Linked DNA regions of Mus musculus: all the other regions are linked to region 1. Evidence: chromatin loops called from intact Hi-C (ENCODE). Cell type or tissue: heart. All regions are shown on one strand. Region 1 has its middle 16 kb from the start of Dlk1. Region 2 holds the start of Meg3 (maternally expressed 3). Region 3 overlaps Rian (RNA imprinted and accumulated in nucleus). Region 4 has its middle 19 kb from the start of Gm40577. Region 5 has its middle 37 kb from the start of Gm34554. Region 6 has its middle 44 kb from the start of Gm40577.

Region 1 (4,000 bases):
TCCCAACAAGTTCCAGCTTGGCCGTTTATGCAGAGCCTAGAGAAGAATAGAGCTCATTTGGCATGCTCGCTGGTAAAGCCACTGCTCAGCACTGGGAATGCCACTGGCAAGTCTGGAAGGCTCTAAAGAGTGTCTGAACTGATAGCCTGAGTGTGGACTTCAGCTCCCATATTGGAGGAAGAAACAAGAGTTTTGAAAAGAGGATCGTGTCTAGAGTTTCATGTCTCAGAGCTAAGGAAACATAGATAGACACTAGCACGCTGGACACCCTTCTTGGCCCCTCTCTAACCTTGTTACTGGGCCTTTGAAGTGGGAGCAACGTGGAGCAGACCTTGTAAGCACATTCTAGTCTGCTACATGCCTAGTGGAAGGAAAATGTATGCGGGGAAGAACAGGCCACAACAACTGAAGTAGAGTCCCCAGCCCTGGGCAACAGCCCCGAGACGGACAGAGTACGCAGGTCAGGTCAGACTGTGTGAGCTACTCTAGCTGGGCCCCAGGAGAGCCACTAGGCCCCAGCAGGGCCTTTGGAAGACATCCCAGTGGAGGTAGAGATGGGCCTTGATAGGTTCAAAGGAGTGTGCCAATTCAGGGGAGGGGGAGGTCTTCCCGGCAACAGGAGGAAGCCCAGCCAGGGCAGGCCAGGCACCCGGGCGCCTGGCTATTTTGGGAGCTGAGTCTCAGAAGAGTGAGGGGAGCAGCTGTCCCTAAGGAGGTGAAGCTTGGAGGGGTCCCCAACATGACCTTACTGGGCATTGCCACAGGAAAAGCTCAGGCAGGTTCCAAGAAGTGAAGCTACAAGGTCAGAGCCTTAAGAAGCCCCAGCGGTCACCGTGGCAGCCATGGTGGAAGAAGGGCATGGCGACAGCTGAAAGGCCAAGGGGCAGAGATGGGGTAGAGGAAGAGGAGTGGGGTGCTGTGGGGCGTGGCTGGAGTAGGGAAGATAGAGGAGAGACACAGAAGTAGAAGTTTAAAGGCAGTTCTCCTCCTTAGCAAGTCCCCCTCCCACTCCTGCGTCTGTTCCGTTTAACACAGACAGGGAAAATACATTCACATATCCCCAAGATGAGTAGTGGTAAGATTTAAAAAAAAAAAGAAAGAAAGAAAGAAAGAAAGAAAGAAAGAAAGAAAGAAAGAAAGAAAGAAAGAAAGAAAGAAAGGCTCCAGACAGAACAGTGTGTATATAATGAACTCATTTATGTAGTGTGAAAGGGAACGTACCAGATCCACTTTTCTATGTATATGTTTACACAGACATAGATGTTTCAGGAAGATCACACAAGAAACTGTTACTGCATTCACCTCTGCTGAGTGGGCGGGGACTGGGGTGGAAGGAGGATTCACTCCTTAAAGTGTCGTGCGGAAGAGAGTCAGTGTTACTCTTTAAACCACTTCTAAAAGAAAAAGAAACAGAGTGGGGGAGATGGCGGCATCTGGCTTATATCCATACATGGCCGGATGTGGTTATCTGGAAGGCAGTGCAGGCCTGAAGGCCCCAGAAGGCTCGCCCTACTCCCCCTTTGCGTGCCTCAACTTTTCTACCACCCTGGGTCCCGCTGGCTCCCCGGGCAGCACACCTGCCCCGCCTAGCGCCCCTGCTCTCGGCGAGCTGGCTGCGCCCCCTGCCGGCGGGTCTCCTGGCCTCGCCTCGCCAACGTGGAGGAGGAAGAGGGCTGGAAGGCGCCTACTCTGCAGCAGTTACCAGTTCATCCCCGGGATGTCTGCATTTCCTCAGAGAGTGGCTCCTGTAGGGAACAGATAAGAGGAGAGCCGTTGTGAATGAATGCAGGCAAGGGGAGCCTATTCATTATCGTTTTCAGCCTAATGAAGCCCTCTGAAGGTTCTCTTCAGAGTGATAAATCCCTCCAGGGCCCCAGTCCTTCCAGTCACGAAGCCACAGGCTTGTCATAACTCATGTCCCAGGAACCATACTGCTTGTTCCAAACTTCCTCAATACAGGCTGCTCAGGAGGCCCAAGAGGAAGACCGATAACAAATTTTTGGAAGCACAGACGTTCCCAGGCATTGATTGTCCAGGCATTCTGACGGATAGTTCTGGGGGTTCACTCCTCCCCGTGGCCCAATCCTATCAGCCTTGGCAGTGTGGGGGCCGGGCAGAGGAAGCTGGCAGAGTCAGCTGTGTATGAGGAGAGGGGACCCAAAGACAGCCAGGAGTCTGTAACTGTGGTAATGGGCCGTCTAAAACGTGGGGGATGTGAGAGGGGTCCTTGTTCTCCCGAGCAAGGTATTTTTTTTGGGCAGTCATATGGGGTGGAAGGTGCCTCAAGCCTGCAGAGTTCCTCCCTCCCCAACTAGGCCCCCTGCCTTCCAGTCACTGCTCCTGACGTCCGTTCCCAGCAAACGCAGCCAGGTGGCTGGATGCTCTCACCCCTCATGGGAGCAGAACAGACAGCTACGTGAGACACAGTCCAGACTACGGCCTGTTCCATACAGTTTCCCATCCGTACAGCCAGGCTTGGCCAAATGGCTCCCTGGTGTCAGGGCGGTGAAGGTCTTCTACATCCCCTCAGCAGGAGGGGCGCACAGAAGAGGCCCGTTCAGGGGTGTGTGAGGATGCGGAAGGGAGCCAGAGGCCCAGGCAGGGGCTGTTTCTCTGTGTGAACATGGAAAGAACGAAGCCCTGCTTCCTCCAGTGGCTTCTTCACCCACACTGCCCACCCCGATGTGTGAAGGACAGTCTCACTTTGCTCAGCTCTTGTGGTAACATCGTTCCCAGACCTTTGTCCTTCCCTATACAAACATAAAGCTCTCCCTAATGTGGTTCTCTGAAGGCCAGCGCCACTTTCACACAGACTCTGCGGTGACACGGATCTGAGACCTTTGGCCCTTCCTTGTACAAACAAGGGCCTTTTCCCAGAGTGGTCCTCTGTCCCGTCCACCCCCAATTAGGGAACGTGGGATGTACATCGGTCTCAGCCTGCCGTGGGGCTACTTTGAACAGGACAGAAGAGATATTTTGGGCTCTCCCCTTCCTGGAAGCCTGGTCCTGGCTGCCACCCCAGGGGGATATATGAGAAGAGTCCCGAGAGGTGTGGAAAGGGCGGGGCGGGGCAAGGCAGGGACTGCTCCAGCCTAGGACTGGTAGTGCCACCCAGAGGCCTGGGCCAGTAACTGACCTGTGGGAATCTGGGGGGAGGGGTGTCTCTGGGCCAGGTGTGGTTGTGGAGAACAGGACAGAGAAGGATCCTGAGTCTCTCTTTATGTCTTCTGCTGCTGCAGCCATATCTACAAAGCCCGGAGATGATCCCTTCTATTTCCCGTGCGTGGCCCTCTGGGTCCAGCATAGGGGCAGAAGGGAGCGTGTGAAGGCTGGGGGTTGCCTTTGAGTGGAGACTGAGTGCTCTGGCCAGGGAGTTTGCCTTTCAGCTGGGATTTGGAGACAGAGTGAGAATTTAAAATGAGAAGTAACTGGTTGGCTTTGCTGCTGTTGTGCTATTTAAAGAAAAATCAGAGAGGGCAGAAGACTGAGAGACGAGAAAATCACACACTGGGACCCTTCAAGAGTTGGCCTCCTTGGGATCAGAGGACTGTGGCTGCAGTCTGGCACTGGGCCATCCCACAGCTCTCTGGGAGGACCTTCCCTGTGACTTCCCAGATGCCCAACTGTGGACCACCTCAGAGCCCAGACTGAGTGGGGTTGGCCTTTTATTCGAGACATGTGGGACTTAAAATTATATTTTATTTTTGTCTTTAAAAAGACTTATGAGCCAGGCGTGGTGGTGCACACCTTTAATCCCAGCACTCGGGAGGCAGAGGCAGGAGGATTTCTGAGTTCGAAGCCAGCCTGGCCTACAGAGTGAGTCCCAGGACAGCCAAGGTTACATAGAGAAACCCTGTCTTGAAAAACCAAAAAAAAAAAAAAAAAAAAAGAAAAGGACATATTTTATGTATATGAGTACACTGTACACTGTAGCTGTCTTCAGACACACCAGAAGAGAGCATGAGATTCCATTATAGATGGTTGTGAGCCACCATGTGGT
Region 2 (4,000 bases), 110 kb before region 1:
GGCGCAAGGAGAGCCCTGGGCATAGGGGCTGCAGGAGTCTGCGAGAGAATGGTTGAGACACATGAGCCATGAACGGGAGGACTAGATCCACCTGCAAACCTTTCAACAAACATGTGCTGAGGTCTCTGCCCAGCCCTGCCTCAGGCTGCTGCAGTTCATTTAATTCTCACAACAACCCTAGGAGGTTGCTCCTAATGTCCCCACTACCCCAAAAGGGACATCTCCGAGAAGGTGGGTGGAGGAGGGGGAGGGGACATGCCTTGGGGGGTCAGCCACGTGCTCATTCCAGAAGGAAGCACCCCACCCCACCCCACCCACGGAGTTGCCAGCAAGATGCTGGTCGCCCCTGACCCGGGTCCCCCTCCTGAGAGGTTCCCAAAGGGACCCTTTTGCTCAGGACATTGTTAGGACAGCATGATCAGTCACAAGGGACGACCCTCCTCGGGGAGGGCAGCACTCCAGTTCACTAGCAGATGAACACGAGCACAGATGTACAGGAAAGGGCTCAGACTCAAGACACAAGCAGAGCAAAGGTCAAGGGCCATGGCCAGTGCCCCCTCACTAGGGCACTGGTTCAAGGTTTGAACCCCAGAGAAACTAGCTGGCCACTGATGATCCTCTTTGTCGCTTGTCCCTCGCTGTCCTGATCCCAGGGGGGTCCACAAGGAGTTGCTCTGTATGGTAGTGGGTTCCTGGAATCCGTGCTCCTTGGCTCTACAAATAACCAAAGGTTAGAGAATTTATTAAATGCCCAGGTATAGGTATTAATTACAATGTAAGCTAATTAATTATAACTAATTATAATTTCAGCTAATTATTTAACATTTTAAGTTGTCTTTAATGGCTAATGGGTCTGGGGGTGATGAATGTGCAATGGGCAGGAGAGCTCACAGGCCATATAACATGCAGGCAACTTGAGGGAGTGGCTGGGGTACCAGGAGGTAGAGGTGCACAGCAGGTACTCGAGCAGCAGCCTTGGCATCCAGAAGGTGGTCCTGGAAGACTGGTGTGAGCCGATGATGTCATCCCTGAAGAGAGAGCCTAGGATATGGGAGGGGGTTGTTAGAAACCACCTTGATGACCTCTAACGGCCAGCCCAGGAACAGCATAGAGAGGGAGGGGGCAAGTGAAAGAGGAGAGAAGGGAGGGGAAGGCTTGGGGGGAAAGAGGGAGGGGTGGGAGGGATCAGGGAAGAGAAGCAGGGATGGGGTGGAGGGAAGGAAGAGAAGGGAGGGGTAAGAGGAATGAGGGAAATGGGTAGGGGCGGGAGGAGAAAGGAGGAGGAAGGGAGGGGTAAGAGGAATGAGGGAAGTGGGTGGGGGGGAGAAAGGAGGAGGGAGGAGGGAGGAGAAGTGGGAGGAGGGAAGAAGTGAGGAAAAATGGGAGGGGGAAGATAGGGGAGAAAAGTGGGAGGGGAAAGAGGGAGAGGAGAAATGGGAGGGGGAGGAGGGAGAAGAAATGGGAGGGGGAGGAGGGAGAAGAAATGGGAGGGGGGAGGAGGGAAAACAGAAATGGGAGGGGGAAGAGGGAAAGTAGAAATGGGAGGAGAAGTAGGAGGAGAAATGGGAGGGGAGGACAGCAATGGGAGGGGTACAGATGAATTGATTGACAGGTCACAAGTGTTAGCTGTGTGCGCATGCGCAACTCTAGCGCTAGTCTGGCAGGCCAAGAACCATTTGCACATAGAGACCGCTAGGGGGCGCGCGGCCCGCACTCACTAAGACTCCAATAGCCCAACCACCTGAGGCACCCCCACAGGCGCCAGGACGCAGCTGCTAGAGCTAGACTGACGTAGGAGGGGGGAGGGCGCCCAACAGGTTTCAGGCTTGGGGGGGGGGGGCAGAGCCCACATCAGCCATCTTTAAGGGTCGCTATGCACCCCCATCGCCTCTGCCTGAGCCATTTTCCAGACATGACGCAGCACACACACAGGCATCCAGGAGCCGCCTTGCACCAAAGAGACCCTGCAGTAAGGGGCTGCCCCCAGACCACAATTCTACTCCTGATAAGTAAAAGCAGGACGCTGCCCCCACCCACCATTAGTAAATCCAATTAAGCATAATTAAAATTTAAAGACTCAATTCTTAATACAGAACACTCATTTTTGAGGTCTTCAGCTATATGACAAAATAAAGGCAGACCACCCTGCCTCCCCCCACCCAATTAACACCCTTCTCCTCAAAACCTTGCCCCCCCTTTGCCACGTCAACTCTCAAGACCCTTATGGATGACGCCTAATTAATTAATATTTTTTGCAATTCTTCCTCAAAAAGCCACACCTTTCTAAGACCCCAGAAAACACAAATCACTGAAAATAAATTAATCTGCGTCCATGACACCCTAAATCACACAGCCACTGCAGATGACGCCATCTCTGACCTATTGTAAGTCCTGCAAGCGCACCTTAGTGAATCCAGGTATCTACTAACATTTCCCCATAGGTAAATGAACCCATGGTCCCGCAACCCATCTCGCTCCCGACCCCCTCCTGCAGGAGAACAAAGGCCACCTCCTCTTCCCTCCCCACCCCGCCCCCCAAAATTCCGCAGTGCCACCAGCGCCCTCTTGCGGCCATCAATAGAACATTCTAGAAACCTGCCACGTCGCAGCCCTCAGGCTGCCCCCCCCCTCAGCCAGCCAGCCCAGAATGAGGAGGGGGCGGCCAGGGGGGGCTTCACGGGGACAAAGGAAACGGCAAAAGGTGATTTACCAAAAGTCAAAAGCCTTCAACACGTCAGAATCTAGCCGCAGCCATCATGCGCAATGCCAAAAAGAACCCTGCCTCCAAATTTCCAGCACTCAGATCACCCCCCACACCTCCACACACCCCCTTTTCTGCATTTTATCTTTTCCTTCCTATGAGACGCAAGGACGTGGGGTTTTTTCTACCCTAGCCCACCCCCCACATCTATTCTGCCTTTGCCCCCCGGTTCCGCAGCCTTCTCTGTGATCTGGGGGTCTCCGGCTAGATTTGCCTTTGACGCCCTCTCTTTCCGCTGTTAAAGTAGCTGCGTCAGGAAACGGCTAGTAATGGTTACATTTTTTTTCCCACTATATTTTGCCCGAGGTTAGGTCTATACTAAACCCGAGTATCTGGATTCAGAATTGCTGGTCAACATGAACCTCTAAATCTTACGCCCACGTTCCGCCGAGAACCTGGCTAGGAGAAAAAGATGGCTCGAGACCCCCCTTTTCAGGTACCCCCCCCCCATTTTATGGGGCTTGCGGGATGATGCATCGCCGCCATGTCTCTCACCATTAATGCGATTCTAAGGGGGGCTTTCAGCCACCAAAACCAGGTTTTTAGACCCCAGAAACAAAAATACACTGGATTTGGGGGCGGAATATCTCATTATTGCTGCTTTTCTTAATCAGGGTCTCTACCGCGCTGCCCACACTAGTGAGAAAAAAAGCCCTAGTGGACCGGACCCCCCCACACCCGCGAGAAAAATGTGCCTGAGGATTCTTTTCCTTGCAGAATTTCGTGTTGGATGCTGGGGACCAGGCTAAGGGGCTGGCTTTGGGAGAAGGTCCCCAGCACTGGCCTTTCGGCATGTCCAGGAGGACGGAGCCGAAGCCAGATAGTGATGTCGTCTTCATTTTTGCACATCCTTTCAGGCAAAGGATGGCTAACCACTCACCAGGTAAGAGATTCTTCTGTGGGCGCCCCGGGTTTCTGGAAGAGCTGCAGCCAAGGCCAGCAGAGCCGAGGCGAGCTCTATTCCAGCTCTTCGTCTTCTGTGCTAGGGGCTGGCTGGGTGGGGTTTATATAAAGGCGCAGAAGGGGTGGTCTTTGACGTCAGCGCATTCTGCTGCAATGCGCTCATTTCTCTAAAAGTGATTGGCCGGAAAAATGAGCCCCCCAGATTCTATGACAAATTGCTGTAGCCGCACCCAGACTGCAGCAAAGAACGAAGGAAAAAAAAATCTGCCGCAGTGCCCCTGGCCGCCATGACCAACACCCTGTGGTCGCTGGTGATTTTTCCCTACATGAGCCCTA
Region 3 (4,000 bases), 170 kb before region 1:
TAGCCCCTGCTGGGAAGGGAGGGAACACTCCACCTCTGATAACTCCTGTTGCTCAAGGCAGGGGATGAAATACAGGCTTGAGGGAGTTGAGAAATGGGTTTCTGTGGCAGGGTCGCACATGGAGGAACCATCTGCCTGACCAGTGAAGAAAGAAAACATTGAAGAGAGAGAGAGAGAGGCGCCTTTGTGCAGGCAAACAAGGAGGGTCCCTTCTGTGTAAGGGGCGACAGGCAAGTTGCACTTCCCCTGAACGCACAGCACACAGACGGCTTAGTGAGTCAGGCCAGGCGTTTCTGTACCACTGAGCAGCTAAGCTTTCTGGGGGTCATCTGGAGACCACCCCCACTATTTCTCGGGAGTCATTCATGCTGAAGGCAGTGAAATAAGAGCCTCTAAATGCTTCCTGTGCGCAATCTGATTTCTTTTATTTATTTATATGAAAATAAGATTCACTCCCTACCAAATTACAGGGGAACCCAATTAAAAGCAGTAGGGTAGCTGGGCCGACCCCCAGGCGTTTGAGGAAGAACAGGGGTACCTTGGGAGGGTCTAAAAGGGGTCAGGGCTTGGGTAGGGGAGCCGGGGGCGTTATTCATCCTGGAGGCTTTTTGTTTTGCGTCTGTCAGTCATGTTCTCTGAAAAGGCAGAGCTGCCTTGAAGAGGGAGGGAATGGGTGGTACCTGGCTGGGCTGGGCTGGGTCGGGTCGCGCCGGGCTGGGCCAGGCTGGGTTGGGCTGGGCTAGGGAAGCTTGGATTTTACTGAGTACCCTGCCTGTGTTCCTATGCCAGATGACTTATATGAGTTATTTTTCTCAGAGACATCTCAATGGGCCTGTGTGAGAGATTCTGGATTTTTAAAGAAAAATGAAAGGAAGGAACCAAAACACAGAGACACTCCTGGGCTACCTAAGGACACACAGCTAGAGACCATGCAGTATCTGGATGGGAGTTAAGATGGCTACTTATGATTGACAAGCCTACTCCCACACTAAAAAGGAAAGGGTACCGACGCCATCTCACCCTACACACACATGCCACGTCCTTTGACCCTAGAGGCAAGGCCGACTCAAAGACACAAATGTCCACTCTCAGACCTGTATGTTTTATAACTGATTTGTCACAGCTCTTTCCCTATCCTGTATCCTGGGACGAGAGGGCAAGGAGCAAGCTGAGAGATTATAGTCACATTGTAAAATTAATCACAACTATGAGGTGCATGTGTGTACAGGTGTGTGCACAGGAGTGTGTCATTCCATGTGTAGTATTACGGCGATATGCAGACTCACCAGCAACACGCAGCAGGCGACATGGCCCTCTGCTTAGAGGGGCGGTCTCCGAAGTAAGTGTCGGGAAAACACAAAAGGGTCTTCTGGAAGGGGCAAAAGAACATGGTGATTAACCTCTGACCCATTTTGTTAATTACACTGGGCGGGGAGGGGGGACAGGGGGAATAGCCTTAGAATAGGAAATCCTATAAGCAAGGCATTGCAGTTCAAGACCATGGACTGGGAAATTTTGGACACAGGGTGGGGCACACGCCTAACTATGGGGGTGCTATCAGGAGATGGGTGTCAAGCTTATTCTTCAGCTTAAGCACAGTGTGTCCAGTGGGGGGAAAGGCGTGGGGTGGGGAGTATTAGGAGGGTACAAGCCGTTGAACACCGGACTTTTGTATCAGGCTTTTTTCCTTTCCCCTTGGACTTAATCCCAGAAGCTCTGGGAAGTCAGCGAAAGGGCTAGAAGGCTACACGGGAGCAAACTGGTATTTTAGAAAGATTTCTCAGTGAAAACAAATCTGTGCAAACCATTTACTCAGCTAGCCCACCGCTAAGGGGCTGGGATAAACAGAGGGATGTGTTCACCAGGCTAGCTACCAGAATGTTCTCTGTGGTGCCATCAGCAATGGCATAAAATGAAAACAGCTTAGCTCTCTTTAATCGGCCATCAGTTGAGCTGGATCACATTAATTAAAATGTGGGTGTGTGTGGTGTGCCCTCCTCGCTGATCCTTGCAGAGAACACTTTTATGGATGTATTTATGGTTTTATTTTTTAAATACCATATTGAACAAACAGGAACCCTGACCTGCCCTGATGAGAAGGATGTTCACCAGGCTTCTATCTGCACGCACTCTCCAGGAAGGGAACAGGACAGCTGGCATTTTCAATAACAGAACAGGGTGTTGCATACGTACACCGGAATATTAAACAGCTCTTAAAAAGAGGGAAATGCGCAAACCTATTGTCTTTTAATGGACGTCTGGATTTTACAATGGACCAGATTAATCATGATCTTTTGTTCCAAGACAGTTTCCCATCGTTGGTCCGAGGCACAGTGCCTTTCATTCCGCTAACGTATGCATTCATATATTCATTTGTAATAATGTCATAAGGGCTCGGGAGCTCTCTCCCCAGATCCAAGGCACTCAGCAATTACTTACACCTGCCAGGATAAAGGACCCCAGATTTCAGGGTGGCAGTAAGATGCTTAAATCACCTCCCGTGTATACAGAATCCGAGGTGCTGGGTGTCATCAGAAAGGCAATGGATCTTTGTTATGGCCAAGCAATTCTGGAGGGGAGGAAAACAAGCTGATACAAAATGCTAAAGGAAGAACGCTAGCTCTGAAACAGCCTCCGCACGAAAGAAAAAAAGTCAGGGACTCTGGAAAGGTGTGTTTATAGAGGTGTGCAAATGTACAGAAAAATGCAGGAGCCCAGGAGGACCACAGCAGCTAAATTGAGGAGGGGGCTATAGATGAGGGAGGGGCTCAGTCCTACAACCACATGGACTTTTACCAACCACCAAATTAATTAGCAGTACTTTTGCTGTACAATTACAATAAATATTTTGCATGGGGTTTTTTTTTTAATGGCTCTTTGTTATGGTTGTTGTTTATTCTTTTGGAGGATTTTACTGGCCAAACAACAAACAAACAAACAAATAAACAAGCAAAGGGAATAATCAAAAAACAAATTCGATTAAAGTTGTGGGTGCCCAAAACAAATTCTCAGCACAAAGGGACTCAAAAGGGGAGTCAAGGTTTATATTTTTTTCTCTTCCTTTTTTTTTTTTTTTAAATTTAATTTTTATTTTCTGTGCTTCTGCGCTGACGCCGCAGTCCGCTCAGCCTGTCAGTGACATGCAGCTAGCAGGTGTGAGCCTAGGCTGTGATTTCACTTCCAATCCGACCCTCAACGTCTGCAATGTACCCATGGGGGAACATTTTCCTCTTTGGTCCTTAAGAGGCCCAGAAAGCTAATGCGCTGGCCCGTGTTCTAGGGGATTAGCTGTATGGAATGGGAACTCCAGGGGAATGTGACTTGAGATAGATGCTGGCACAGGGGACACGGTCCTCTAGAGAAATAAACACAGAAGTGGTATGTGTCTCAACTGTGCAGCCTGCTTGCTGGTAACGAGCCGAGGCCATGCTACGTGCCCTGACAGCTTGACTCTTGAGCAACCCACACTATTACTGTGTACCTTCAGGGTCTAACGCAGAGGGTCCTGGCATCAGCATCACTAAATCATCCAAGTAGCGCACTGCACACTGGACTCCTCAGAAGACCCCTTTCTCTTCAAGGTACCCCAAGTCTGGCTTGCATCCTGAGCTTCAGACCTAGCTAGTGAGTCCCTCTGCAGCTGTCAGGGGCTGTCAGGATCTCAGACTGCGCATAGGGCTGAGTGTGTGACAAAGATAATATGATTACACCCACGTCTTCAGAGAAGCACTTGATGCTCAGAGACCCTCAGAACCAAAAAAAAAATTAACCCTTTCTAAACTCAGCAGTCTGAAGACTCATCCACCTTTTTCTGCCGTTGCAAAGCTGCTGTTTCATTTACTGGGTAACTGTCTTCTCTGAAGAAATGCAGACTAGTCTCCTGCCATGACTTTAGGCAGGGGAAAATAAAACCTGAGGAGCATTAAGCACTGTGTTGCCTTTATGGCTGGTCTGTAATCACTTGAGGTTCAGCTCTTTAGCCCACACGATTTGTGGAGTG
Region 4 (4,000 bases), 960 kb before region 1:
ATTCCCCGTGGTGAGTACTCTGGAGCTCCGTGATGCTGTTTACGAGGTGTTATGTCTTTTATAGTCTGCTTTAAAAAATAGTTTAATCTCTTTTAGATTTTTTTGGAAGTTAGAGATGTATTTCTTCTACTTTTCCTGTGTGTATAGGTCAGAGGTCAACTTTGGCATTTCCCCAGTTGCTCTCCATTTTATTTTTTGAGACCCCCCCCGCCCCCCCCCCCGCACCCCGCCATCCCTTGATGGTCCAGGAGCTTGCTGTTTTGGCTAGCCCGGCTGGCCAGCGAGCCCCAGGAGCCTCCTGTCTCCATCTTTACAGCGCTGGGTTCCAGGCATGTGTTGCCATACTCAGCGTCGGGGTTCCGCACTCGGGTCCCTGCGCCAGCCTAGTCAGCGCCCCGTCCCCTCTTCCTGCTTTTGGTTTTTTGAGAGCTTCTTAGTGATACTGGTGATACTGTGTTAAACCGTGTTTCCTCAGAAGGAAGCTGAGGCCGCATGAGGTCTTTATGGAGGCCAAGCCGTTAGCGCCGGGCCGTGAAGGTGCGCGCCAGAGCGTTTCTCTATTAAATGGGAAAATTTGGAACCCAGACAGGCAGAGAAAAAGGCCTTCTCTTGTGTACAAGCTGATGATGTGAAGAAGTGACTTAGAGGCGTGCTGCCGCCTTGATTTCACACTCCTGGCTGCAGAGCTGTGAGGGAATAAATTCCTGTTGTTGTAAGCCTCTGACTTGTGGGTCTCCTCTGTGCTGTGGCATCCAGAGAGAATAATTCCACCCAGAAGGTAAGTGTGGGGTGCAGCTAGAGATCCTTTGTTTGTCTATAGCCCCACCTGCCCTGGATCTCACTATTTAGATCAAGCTGGCCGTGAACTCCTAGAGATCTACCTGCCTCTGCCTCCCTAGGGCTGGGATTAAAGGTGTGCAACACCATGCCAGCTAGAACTCCAGTTTCAGTGTGGAGTAAACTCCAGAGACCAGGAGTGAGAACAGAGTGTAGGGACACAGGGTACAACTGACAGACGCTGAGGTGCGTAACTAGTGGCTCTTCTTCTTCTTTTTTTAAAGATTTATTTATTTATTATATGTAAGTACACTGTAGCTGTCTTCAGACACTCCAGAAAAGGGAGTCAGACCTCATTACGGATGGTTGTGAGCCACCATGTGGTTGCTGGGATTTGAACTCCGGACCTTTGGAAGAGCAGTCGGGTGCTCTTACCCACTGAGCCGTATCACCAGCCCCTAGTGGCCCTTCTTACGAGGGCATTTTCCCCAGGGCTGCGGACACTGAATGTCCAGGCAGGAGGAGAAACGGAGGTCATTTCTTTACCGCTCAGTGCTCAAGTCAGGTTCTCAAAGGCTTGCTCACCCCATGGGTGTCAAGAAGATGCTGTGAGTCCTGGGCTGACTCCTTGGTATGGGAATCCTGGCAAATGGAGGCCAGAGGTGAGGTGAGTCACACAGGGGTGTGGTCAGGTGACGCCATATGGAAGCAGGAGAGATTTAACAGCTGAAGCAAAGGAGGTGGCTGCAGCAAAGGAGGTGGCTGCTCCAGACCCAGTGCTTGGGTTTCTCCAAAGTCCATACATTGAAGTCTTAGCCTAGGAGGGAAGGTATCGAGGCCTGGGTAAAGTGGGGTGGAGGGAGCCGGTCCTGTAGATTGTCTTCCAGGACGTGCCTTCTAGGAAGAGGCAGAGACTCAATTCCCCCCTCTCTGTGTCATGGAAGGGGGCAACAAGAAGCTGTCCCCTTCCAGAAAATGAGCAGCCTGGCACCTTGACCCGGGACTTTTCAGCCTTCAGAATGGAGAGAAAGTAAACCCCCAGTCTCAGCGCCTGGCAGCTGAGCTGCGGAAGACCCTGACAAAGGCCGGAAGGCAGGCGGGAGACCAAGTTTGTGGTGCTGACCCTCACAGGTGTGAGATTCCAAGTTCCATCTCTTCCTGATGGTTTCTACCCAAACCCAGGGTCTTGCTGATGGTCTCCTACAAACAAATACTTATTGGAAGTTTATAAACGATAATTCCAATATCTAAGCATCTGTAGGATTTCTACTATTTTGTCTCTTTATCTACATGCTTTGGCTTTCCCCTTTGGATAGTTTCTGTCTGACATACCTTGCGTTTAGTAGTCATGATGTAGGAGGAAGTCTTCTTCTAGCTGTGAGCCATATTTACCCTTCTGGCCACCAGGAGGCGCCGGAGCTCCATCATTGCTAGGGTTCTACTGCAGCAGACACAGGATGGAAGGTTAATTTTCTTCCCCATTTTAACTAACCCATGGACAAGCTCCCGCAGCACAGGTTCCCGCAGCACAGGTTCGCCGACATCCTGGGTCCCCACAGAGCTGGTTTTAAGCAGAAATGAAGTTAGAGGCATAGAAAATATCATTCAAAATAACGTAAGGAAATGTTCATACACACAGAAATAGAATTTGGTGTGAGAAGAACCACACTTAAAAAAATATCAGATGTCATTCTTCAGGCAAAAGGGTGAGTCTGGATGAAGGTAAGGGATGCAGGAAGGATAAAGAGCTATGTCGGCGATGTCGGCAGTGGCTGTGTGCTCGCGTGAACGTTCATATCAGCAGCAATGTCTTGGGTTAAGAATATGGAGAGAAAGCTGGGGGAAGTCTTAGCTGATTAAACGCTTGCTGTGTAGATGTGAGGGTCTGAGTTCTGAATCTAAGGACCTGTTCAAAATACTAACTTTCTGCCTGAGGCTGGGCAAAGAACCTCCCTCAGGCAAGAACACTCTGGGCTTAGCCAGGACTGGGAATAGAGCCTGTTCCACTAGCCATCCTGGAACTCACCCTGTAGACCAGGCTAGCCTTGAACATATAGAGATCATCTTGCCTCTGCCTCCCAAGTGCTGGGATTAAAGGTGTGAGCCATCACTACTTGGCCAAAATATATAAATATTAACAATGGGATTGGGGGCTTTGTAAATCCTTAAAGTTAACCTGGAATAAATTCAAGTCAGATGATATAACTCTAGGGTGTTAATCAGAGTCCCTATGGTGACCACGAAGAAGCCAGAATACACACAAAATGAAATGAGAGTTTAAATGTTTCATTATGAACAGTAGAACTCAACAGAAGTCAGTGGCACAGGAAGGGCCAGAGCAGCGGCAAGGCACACTCAGGGAAGGAAGAGCCAAGCAACAGAAGGAAAGCTCTCTTCTCTCCCTGGTTACTCTAAATATAAATGAGCTAAACTCCCTGGTGAAAAGACAGAGACTGGCCTTAATAAGTAAAACCCCAAACTAAACAATCATGATTCACAGGGAATCCAAGGTTGATAGTTCTTTTCTTTCAGCATTTGAAAGACATGTGACTTCCTCGGAGCCCCTCCTGCAGGCCCCTCCCGTGAGCCCCTCCGAATCATTGCTCAGGGCTTCCAAATTTCTTCTTTGCCCTTAGTTTTCAGAAGTCTGACTGTGATGTGTCTCGGTGTTGATTTCTTCACGTTGCTTGTTTTTTGGACTTTGCTCAGCTTCTTGACTTTGCAGACTTACATTCTGCCAAACTTGAGAAAACGCATGCCACTTCTTCAAACACCTTTTCAACACTACTGTCCTTTGTTTCCTCTGGAACTTTGAAGACCTGAACCTTAGGTCTTCTGATACCATCTAACAACAAGCTTTTAAAGTTCCATCCATCTTCTGTTTTCATCTGTTCAGATTCATTGCTTCCCATGTCTTTTAATCTTCAAGCCCGCTGGCTCTGACTTTGTCTGTCGTCATTCGGTAGTTGATCCTGTTTTCAGTGAGTTTTAAAATTTTGGTCATCACTCCCATTAGCCCCAACTTCCCCCATTTGTTTCTTTTTGTGTTTTTAATAAAGTTTTTTCTGTGTTTTCACTGATTTCAAATGTATCTGTAACTGTTCTCTGGGTGGGACTGCTTCAGATCCTTTTATAGAATCCCGACATGTGAAACATTTCAGCATTAGCCTTTTTATTTCAGTACCCAAGATGTAAGAGCCTAGATGCAAAATCCTCAATGAAA
Region 5 (4,000 bases), 520 kb before region 1:
GCCCAAGGCCTGCCTCAGGAGAGTGTGAAGCAATCTCTCTTGTCCTCCATGAGCAACCCTGACCTGACAATACCCTGCTAGACTGGGAACTCTTTGTGGAGGCCGTGGTGGGGTTAGGAGACAGGGAGAGCATCAGGGTGTGCCTCGGGGCCTACCAGGTTCTGCGAGTGTATCAGTAGACAAGGGAGATGACCATCCCTCCTGCTGTGCACCTCTGTCCCCAGGAGAGGCTGTCCATCGATCTTCTTTCCAAGGGCGTGCTGGCTGCATGCAAGTGCATAGGCTCACCACTCCAGGTCTGGGGTCTCGAACTCAGGCAGCTGCCCTAGGATGTAACCACCAAATGGACTTTTTTCCTGTTGGCATGGGGTGGGGGGTGGGGGGCAGAGATATGGGGTTACCTGAAGGACCTGGAGCAACACCCAGGAGGTAAGATCTAAGATTCACTAAGGAAGCAGAGACCCCGGAGTGCTCTTTAAGCCTTCCCTATTTGGACCTAATAGAAGGGAATATCCACACCAAACACCTGAGGGGCCAGCTCCTCACACACAACAGATGGCCAGGGTCTGAGCTGACACTCCCTCTCATTTGGATGGCCTTGCAGACTGAGGTCATCTGCAGGATCCAGGCAATGGGCTCTCCAGACCCTTTAGACCCAACAACCTGAGAAGGGAGGTTTGCCCTGAGCAGAGGCAAGCCCCACAACAAGGAAAGATAAGCTTAGCATCGCTGTCAGATCTAACAAATAACAATGCAGATCACTAGTTAGTGTGGGTTCTAGTGTTTAGTGCTAGCATGTTCCAAACATGACTGCTTATCAGGAAGTTGCATATAACTGGACACCTGACATGCCACTCAGGAATCCAGAAAGGAGGCTGACTTCTGACCAGCCATTGAAAACTCTCCCTACCTGTTGACCCCATCCTCTGTTGCATCTCTGACCATGAGGGTCCCTCCACTTCTCACTGCCAAGCTCTTTGCTCCCAAAACTCCCTCATCCCCAGTGATCCTGACAAAGTGCCCCATTGGGTGGGAATTGGCCTTTAGCCCCCACTGCTACATGGTGGGTTCCTGCTTCTGGAAATCTTGGAGGCTTCAGTTTGGGTTCCCCCCTCTAGTTCACCTCAGTGTTAGAGGAGGCCCGAGGGTGTCCCTCCATGGGGGAATGCTGAGAAGTCACTTGACACAGCTCCTGGGTCCTTACCATCAGACCCTGAAGTGCTAAGCTCACAAGATGTTGCTTCTGAGCTCTGACACCCCTCAGGAAATGACTGAGAACTATTGCCAGGGCATGACTTAGCAGAGGCCACCAAGAGCTGGTGGCAGAGCAGAGGTATCTTCAGGTGGAGGACTTTGGGGTGCTGGTCATTTTCTTTGAGCTCCTGGTGGTATGGTACCGGAGGCGGCCCCTCTCTCCCCTAGGCAGGGTGGAGTGTCCGTTTGCAAGCTGACCGAAACTCCGTGGGTCTGGAGGTCTCAGGCCAGAAATGTTTTCATTTTCCCAGAGGGTAAATGCGCTCCTGCCTGGGTGGTAAGTGGAGCCCTGTGATTGGTTTACCATCTACTCTAGCCCCAGGCCCTTGGGCACGGAGGACGGCCACTGGGGGGCAGTGCTAGCCAGGAGACCTGGCAGGGATCCACCCTCCTCCCGCCAGAGGCCCTGCGGCAGGGAGCTGTGCATACCAGACTCTTACTCACAGTGAGTGAGGATCAAGGTAGTGCTGGACTCTGGGCTTTCTCCTAATGTCCAGAGCCACACCCATCTGGACTCCCCCCTCCATCTCTTTCTCTCCCAACACACACACACACACACACACACACACACACACACACGCACGCACGCACACACGCACGCACGCACGCACGCACAGGCTCAGATTAATTTACCCAGCCTACTTCTTTATCTCCAAAACTGAGCCCAGTGTCCAGTGCCGCTTTGAGGGTGCTCCACATTCCATCAAGGTCGCTCAGCCTCAGCTTTGGCCCTGGGATGGGTTATGCTGCACTGACTGTCCCCCTTGCTAGACTGCAGTGCCAGGAAGTCTTCCATCCTAGCCAGTCCCAGTACCCATTTTACAAATGGCAAAACCAAGGCCCTGAGACAGGTAGTGACTTACCCAGGGACACACAGAAAATTAGGAATGGTTTCCCTGTTCTTCCTCTACGCCCCTTCTGCATACACACTGGGTGGCACTCAAATCTCGAGGACCTTAGGAGGCCCACCCCTGCATCAATGTCCCCCATGTCCTTCCCCTGCAGATTCCAGACCTCCTAGGGCCAATGCCTAACACTCTCCTGTGTCCTGTACTTAGCTCACAGTGGGCCTCACTGCAGGCAGGGCTCTTGCTTTCTGCAAATCTCCTCTTCTGTGGAATGGGGCATGCCTGAACCCTTGAGAGTCTGCAGGGAGAGAATGTATGCAAATTCCTGGAGAGTTCCAGGTGTTTAGGCATGAGCACCCAGTGGCCATCTATCTGCATTCAGTCTCCCTACCCTGTCCCAAGGTCCCTGGTGCTCTCCCACTGATGCTCCTGTTCTAGACGCCCCCGCTCCCCAGCCTGAGACAATGGATCCACCTGGCAGGAGGCTCATCTGGGCTCTGAGATACTGCCCCCTGTCTTCTTCAGTATTCAGTCCCAGGCAGGGTGGGCTCAGAGAGAAGAGATGCCCTGTGGCTTGGCACACACAGAAGGGACAGGGTGGAACATGTGGGTAGCCTGTGGCTTTCCTTAGGAGGTGTCCACCTGTCTGCTGTTGCAAACAATCACACACACACAGACACACACACACACACACAGAGAGAGAGAGAGAGAGAGAGAAGAACAAGCCATGTGAGGGAAGGTGGCAGCAAAAGGGGGTGTTAGGGGAGACATTCCTGAGGAGGCCCCGCAGTCATTACACATCAGTAGCTGGGTTTTTTTGTTTTGTTTTGTTTTGTTTTGTTTTTTGCCTCAGCTCCTCAGAGAGCTCCTCCGCGTGTCTCCTGGGCTTTGCCAGCTACTCTGAAGCTGCCAAGGTTTTCTGACATGGAAGCACAACTCTCCCTCACTTCTAGGCTGAGTGAGCTGTTTCCCATGAGTCTCAGAGCAAGCCAGGGGCAACAGCAAGAGCAATAGCATGGATGTACCAAGGCCACTGTCCCTGTCCCCTTATGCTGCCTGTACAGCTGCCCTACCCTCTCCTGTGTGTGTGGGTGTTCATGTGTTTGTGTGTTTGCATGTATGTGCATGTTCATGCGTGTGTGTGTGTGTGTGTGTGTGTGTGTGTGTGTGTTCATGTGTTTGTGTGTGCATATTCATGTGTGTATGTGTTCATGCGTGTGTTCATGTGTTTGTATGTTTATGTGTATGTATGTATGTGTGTGTGTGTGTGTGTAGGCCAAAGGTCAATGTCAAATGCTTTCTCAGTCACTTTCCCACCTTAATTTTGGAGACAAGGGTCTCTCATTGGCCTGGAGCTCCCAGGTCCGCTAGCCTGGCTGGCTGGTGAGCCCCCGGGATCCTCTCGTTTCCTCTGCTGGGGTGGCAGGTACACACTGCCTGGCTTCTTACAGCATTCAGCTCCTCAAGCTTGTGTGGCCTGCACGTCACCAATTCAGCCACCTCCAGGCCCCAAGTCTTGTTTTGAACAGTTCATTTTCAAAGCCTCCTCACAAGCCGGCTTCCTCTGTGTGCTTGGTGGCTTCCGCCCAGAAGTCTGGCCACAGTGTTTACTGCCCTGTGGGGTGGCCTGGAGGGCTGGCGTGGGGTGGTGCTTCCCACATTGCTGAGAAGTTTGGTGGGCAGAACACCCAGCTGCCCACAGTTTCCATCTTAGTTCAGCCAGGACAGCAGACACACAGTCAATGGTGATAACTCAACCCGTGTTTACCTGGAATCTTCCACGTGGGAGGCAATGACCTCGCTTGGAACCTGAGGATGGATTCAGTGTGGATGTTCTGGGCTGGAGGAATAAAGAGCACCACCTTTGAGCAGGCCAGACCACCATCGTGCTATATGAC
Region 6 (4,000 bases), 940 kb before region 1:
ATGTCTTTATGCAGGGAAGTGCTTTCATATTTCAGCTTATTTCCTAAGGAGAGACAAAGTAGTCAGGAGAAAGATTAACTTGGTCAAAGGTTTTAAAATCTGATTTCATATTTCTTAAGAGGAAGGCACCTTATGAAACAACTTTATAATCTGTTGAAAAACCTGGTTATGTTCTTTTTTAATATTGTTTTTCAAAAGGACTCGTCTGAGCAATATCCTGTCCCTTTCAGCAGACAGCCACGATATGAAAAGAGATTTGTTCCCTCGCGCTCTTAGGGGGCGATCTGGCTCAGGAAACAGACTCATCGGTCCCCAGGAGTATCTGATGGTTGCTATGGCGACAAGTCATTTAACGCAACACCCTACGAAAGCACTGATCAATAAGGGAGGGGGTGCGATTGAAACAAATTAGCTGGTGTCTGAGTGGCCCTGCGCAAGAACAGCAATAATAGCCCTGTCAGTCCCTCCTGGGGCAGGACCCAGACAGGAGGCAGACGCATAAGCCTCATTCTGGCGCCCGTTGCATGGCGACGCTGCTGACCCAATCTGACCTGGAGCTGGGTCCTGGAGCTGGCCTCCCCCCCCACCCCACCTTCTGCACACTCCTACTGGGGTACCTTGTAGCACCTCACTGCAAAGGTGGGACATCCAGGTCCAGAGGAAAGCTGGAACAAGTTCACAGTTCAACCTCCAGTGGTTCCCAGCTTGGGCCAAACGAAAAGCAATAACCCCTTACCTTTCCTTCACCCGACCATCCTCTCCTAGGGGTGGGTGTCAGAGGGGCAGGGGAGACACAGGGAAACAAACCGTGGCTCAATCTGCCCTATGATGTAGGGTCCGTCAGCCAGGCTTGATGGGTGCTTATAATTGTTGTACCTATTATGAGGGGATAACGTGATAATCTGACAGAGAGTGGCTTTCTGTGTAGCAGATATCCACTTAGACTGACCAAGGCAGGAAGGGTATTGTGGGGAGCCAAGGGGTAGCCCAGGGCGGAGATCACACACAGATAAGGAGTAAAAGAGAGGACCAGGACCCCCAGGTGTGCATCTGCCCTCAGACCCCATAGCTGCAGCCAGGGCTTGCCTATGGGCTGGACTTCCCTGTCCCAGCAGCCTGGGCTGACGGCAGAGGGCTAACCCCCTCAGTTTGGGGTGGGCTGTGAGCCCCTTCCCAGAAGTCTGTCTCAGCGAGTGTCTGGGGTATTTCCTAGAAGCCTTACTTTGTGGGACTGGGGCTTCAGTGTTCAGTGGCTCAATTCCTGAGATCTTCCTTAAAGAATAAACTGGAGGTCCCAGAGAGCAGCCGTACTAGCACTGTCGGCGTCAGGGACCCACCCCGGTTCTCCCCCGCGCCCCCCGCCCCCCAGTGCCCTCATACGAGGACTCATACGATTTGAGCTTAGTGTTCCCTTAAGGCATGGGTACTGGCCAGCATGTGTGTGTGTTATACAGGGGAGTGGGCACACGAGTGGGCAGAGGGATTGCTCACTGCTTCCTGAGGAATGGGGTCTGGTTCTGGAGTGATCAGGAGCCAAGTCTGGGTTGGCAGGTACTAGTTCTAATTTCTTGCTTGTTGCAGTCTTTTTCAGCCTCAGCTTACATATCCTGGGAATGGGCGTGGGCGTGCGCCTACCTTATTGAACAGCTATGTGCACTAGGTAACTTGGTATGTGGTGTTTAGTCCTTTGGAAATAACTCCCTTGGCTCCTTACACAGGTGTCTCTTTATGGGTTCCAGAAGACTAGCCTGGGACCCCAACTCCTGAGAGGGCCAACAAGCAATACAAGATAAACACAGGCTTTGGACTGGACACAGGTGGACTGCAATCTCCTACTCTGCCAGCTTCTGGCTGTGCAACCTCTGCTAGATACTGAGGATCTCTGTGCTTTTTTTTTTTTTTTCTACAAGTGGATGCTTATTAGTGACGACAGTGCACCAGGAACTATGGTCCAGGCTGCAGAGGACAGAGGAGGCGGTTTTCTTTCAAGGGCGCACGCATTTCCAAGCCAGATAGCCCTCCCCAACTAGGTCTGCGCAGCAAAAATTCATGCGGGACAAGAGCGCAGGCGCCTGACAGCCCGTGGCGTAGCTGCTTCTAGAAGGATCCAGAGGAGTCTGGCGCTGGGCGGATGGGGTGCTTGCGACTGCTGCGTTCCTGCTGATAACCAGCAGGGGGCAGGCTGAGCCCACAAGCCGTCTTGTCCTCGCTTCACCCCGGCCCTGCGGCTGTGTCCCGGGACATGCGGCGTGCTTCTGCGCAGCCAGCGAGCTGCCCCCTCCCCGGGGAGCCTCTCCATCATCCGCGGGCCTAATAATTTACATTTAATTTGTTAGCGGTTTAATGTTTAATTTAAAAAACTGAATGATTCATTGCCATATTAATAAATAATAACATTTATTATTCTTCTAATGAGTGTCCGAAATACAAAAGCAATTACACGTCTTATGTATTCTCTCATAAACTGAGACAGCAGAGTGTTCATTACAGAATTCTGTTGGGGTCTTGATTCCGCCTTCATGGCTGGCCTGGCCCTCGGGCTGTCAGGGGAGTGGTATGTCTTTAAAGCAGCGATTGGCTTGGTTCTGCTCTGGCTTTTCAGGGTCTGGGGGCCCCAGGAGAAGCCTCCAGAGGGTACCCCTTCACACCATACACTGTTCCTTCCACAGACTCTCACTGGTCCCGGGGCGGGGTGTGGTTATGCTTCCTTCCCAGGTAGAGAAACTGAGTCTGGAGGGGGCAGCTCTGAGAGACAGCCGTGAGCATGGCTAGGCTCGGCGAATTGACTCTGAGCATTGTTATTGTTGTTAGGTTTTTTTTTTCTTCTTCTTCCTTTTCTGGGCTTTGGAGCAGGCTGCTACAGGCCCTGAGCAGGAGGGAAGTGGGGAGAGGGACTGGAAGAGTGTGGATGTGTGGCGGAGGGGGTGAGGTGTAGGATCGGGACAAATCCCTAGCCAGCCAACGCCCTAGCTTGCTTCGCTTCTCTGCTCCTTTCAGATGATGTGGAAGGGTAAAAAGAAATGGGGTAGTCAGCAAAGCCAGTTCACCAGTAAGATTCCATCATCTGCTTCCCAGGGGTGGTAGGCGAGGCCAGGGATTTGGAGGGGCAGGGAGAGGTCTGGGCTCTGGCTTTAGGTACCAAATTTCAGGAAGGGGCTGGTTGGGGGGCCCTAGGAATTGGCAGGAAGGTCAGGGTGCTTCTTCAGTCCGGGACATTTTCAAACGAATGCCCAAACAGCTTCCCGTCAAGGACATCCACGTACAGTTGTTCCCATCCTGACCTTTTCACTGGTTTTAATGCCAGCTTCATGCCATCTAGCCAAAATCCTGGCTTCCCACAGCTACACAGCACTGCACAGAGGAGGCCCCCCAGGGTGTGGACACTGACTCGCCACATGGCCTGGCCAGCGCAGCCCTGGGCTAGGCGCTGTAGGAATCCTTGATTGCGGCCTTAGGGTCAGTTCCTAGAAGTGAACAACCGGAGCAGAGGGCAAGAGTGCCCGGGAGGCTCTGGCTCCCTGCTACAGTCCTCCTGCCAGCCTGGGTGTACCCCCACACACTCCCAGAGCAGGCCCGGTGGGGCTGCCTCCTGCTGTGCCCTTGGCAGCCTCAGTATGGCTAGCATGATCTTCTGCCATGCAGAACTTACCTTAATCCAGGTGCTGCTGATCATGCCTGGCCTGTGTTCACCTCAGGGTCCTGAAACACAGGCCAGTTTCCATTGTTGGATGCAGGGGACACTGAGACTCGTGAAGGGTGGCATGAATTCAGCTTAGGTTGTAGAGCCAGTCTCTCCCTCTTACAGGCTGAAGGTTGAACTTATGGCCTGTGTATGCCAAGCAAACCCTTTAAGGCTGAGCTATAGTCAGCAGGTCCTTTGGAGTCTCATGGAATGCAGGGATTGCACTGGTTTGAACCAAAAAATCTCCTCCACAGCCTCTTGGGTTTGAGCACTTGGTCCACAGGTAGGCACACTGTTTGGGGAGGTTATGTAATATCA

Evidence for each region. Hi-C counts contacts between places; a loop is a spot of excess contacts. Peaks named below come from ENCODE experiments on the same cell type or tissue, not always from the same donor. Only the 100,000 strongest peaks of a DNase experiment are listed, where the experiment ranks them.
Region 2: a loop joins it to region 1, with 3 times the contacts of the local background. A loop is called at or near these places in 8 of 42 quality-filtered maps.
Region 3: it touches region 1 in a loop (11-fold over the local background); 13 of 42 quality-filtered maps call a loop at or near these places.
Region 4: a loop joins it to region 1, with 6 times the contacts of the local background. A loop is called at or near these places in 8 of 42 quality-filtered maps.
Region 5: a loop joins it to region 1, with 12 times the contacts of the local background. A loop is called at or near these places in 20 of 42 quality-filtered maps.
Region 6: a loop joins it to region 1, with 14 times the contacts of the local background. A loop is called at or near these places in 21 of 42 quality-filtered maps.

The regions. Positions count from the first base shown.
Region 1 is chr12:109,435,536-109,439,535 of GRCm38, reverse strand. No RefSeq gene overlaps it. Among named protein-coding and RNA genes, the nearest start is that of Dlk1, 16 kb to the left of the region's middle. In heart, CTCF peaks have their summits at 1,624 (motif pointing left) and 3,117 (motif pointing left); DNase peaks (open chromatin) are centred at 1,615 and 3,055; H3K4me3 peaks cover 922 bases; H3K27ac peaks cover 3,536 bases.
Region 2 is chr12:109,540,741-109,544,740 of GRCm38, reverse strand. It overlaps Meg3 (maternally expressed 3), which reads right to left and starts at 3,745. Exons shown (of 10, transcript NR_027652.1): 1 at 3,642-3,745; 2 at 892-1,041; 3 at 1-714. It overlaps Mir1906-1 (microRNA 1906-1), which reads right to left and starts at 200; the gene lies at 121-200. In heart, CTCF peaks have their summits at 1,679 (motif pointing right) and 2,588 (motif pointing left); a DNase peak (open chromatin) is centred at 3,770; H3K4me3 peaks cover 2,338 bases; H3K27ac peaks cover 1,480 bases.
Region 3 is chr12:109,604,783-109,608,782 of GRCm38, reverse strand. Rian (RNA imprinted and accumulated in nucleus) reads right to left here. Exons shown (of 21, transcript NR_028261.1): 2 at 2,442-2,569. Among named protein-coding and RNA genes, the nearest start is that of Rian, 2.8 kb to the right of the region's middle. In heart, no CTCF peak of the experiment used is centred here; no DNase peak of the experiment used is centred here.
Region 4 is chr12:110,396,788-110,400,787 of GRCm38, reverse strand. No RefSeq gene overlaps it. Among named protein-coding and RNA genes, the nearest start is that of Gm40577, 19 kb to the left of the region's middle. In heart, a CTCF peak has its summit at 2,177 (motif pointing right); no DNase peak of the experiment used is centred here.
Region 5 is chr12:109,956,519-109,960,518 of GRCm38, reverse strand. No RefSeq gene overlaps it. Among named protein-coding and RNA genes, the nearest start is that of Gm34554, 37 kb to the right of the region's middle. In heart, a CTCF peak has its summit at 1,601 (motif pointing right); a DNase peak (open chromatin) is centred at 1,618; H3K27me3 peaks cover 200 bases.
Region 6 is chr12:110,371,763-110,375,762 of GRCm38, reverse strand. No RefSeq gene overlaps it. Among named protein-coding and RNA genes, the nearest start is that of Gm40577, 44 kb to the left of the region's middle. In heart, a CTCF peak has its summit at 2,180 (motif pointing right); a DNase peak (open chromatin) is centred at 2,152; H3K4me3 peaks cover 805 bases; H3K27me3 peaks cover 3,423 bases.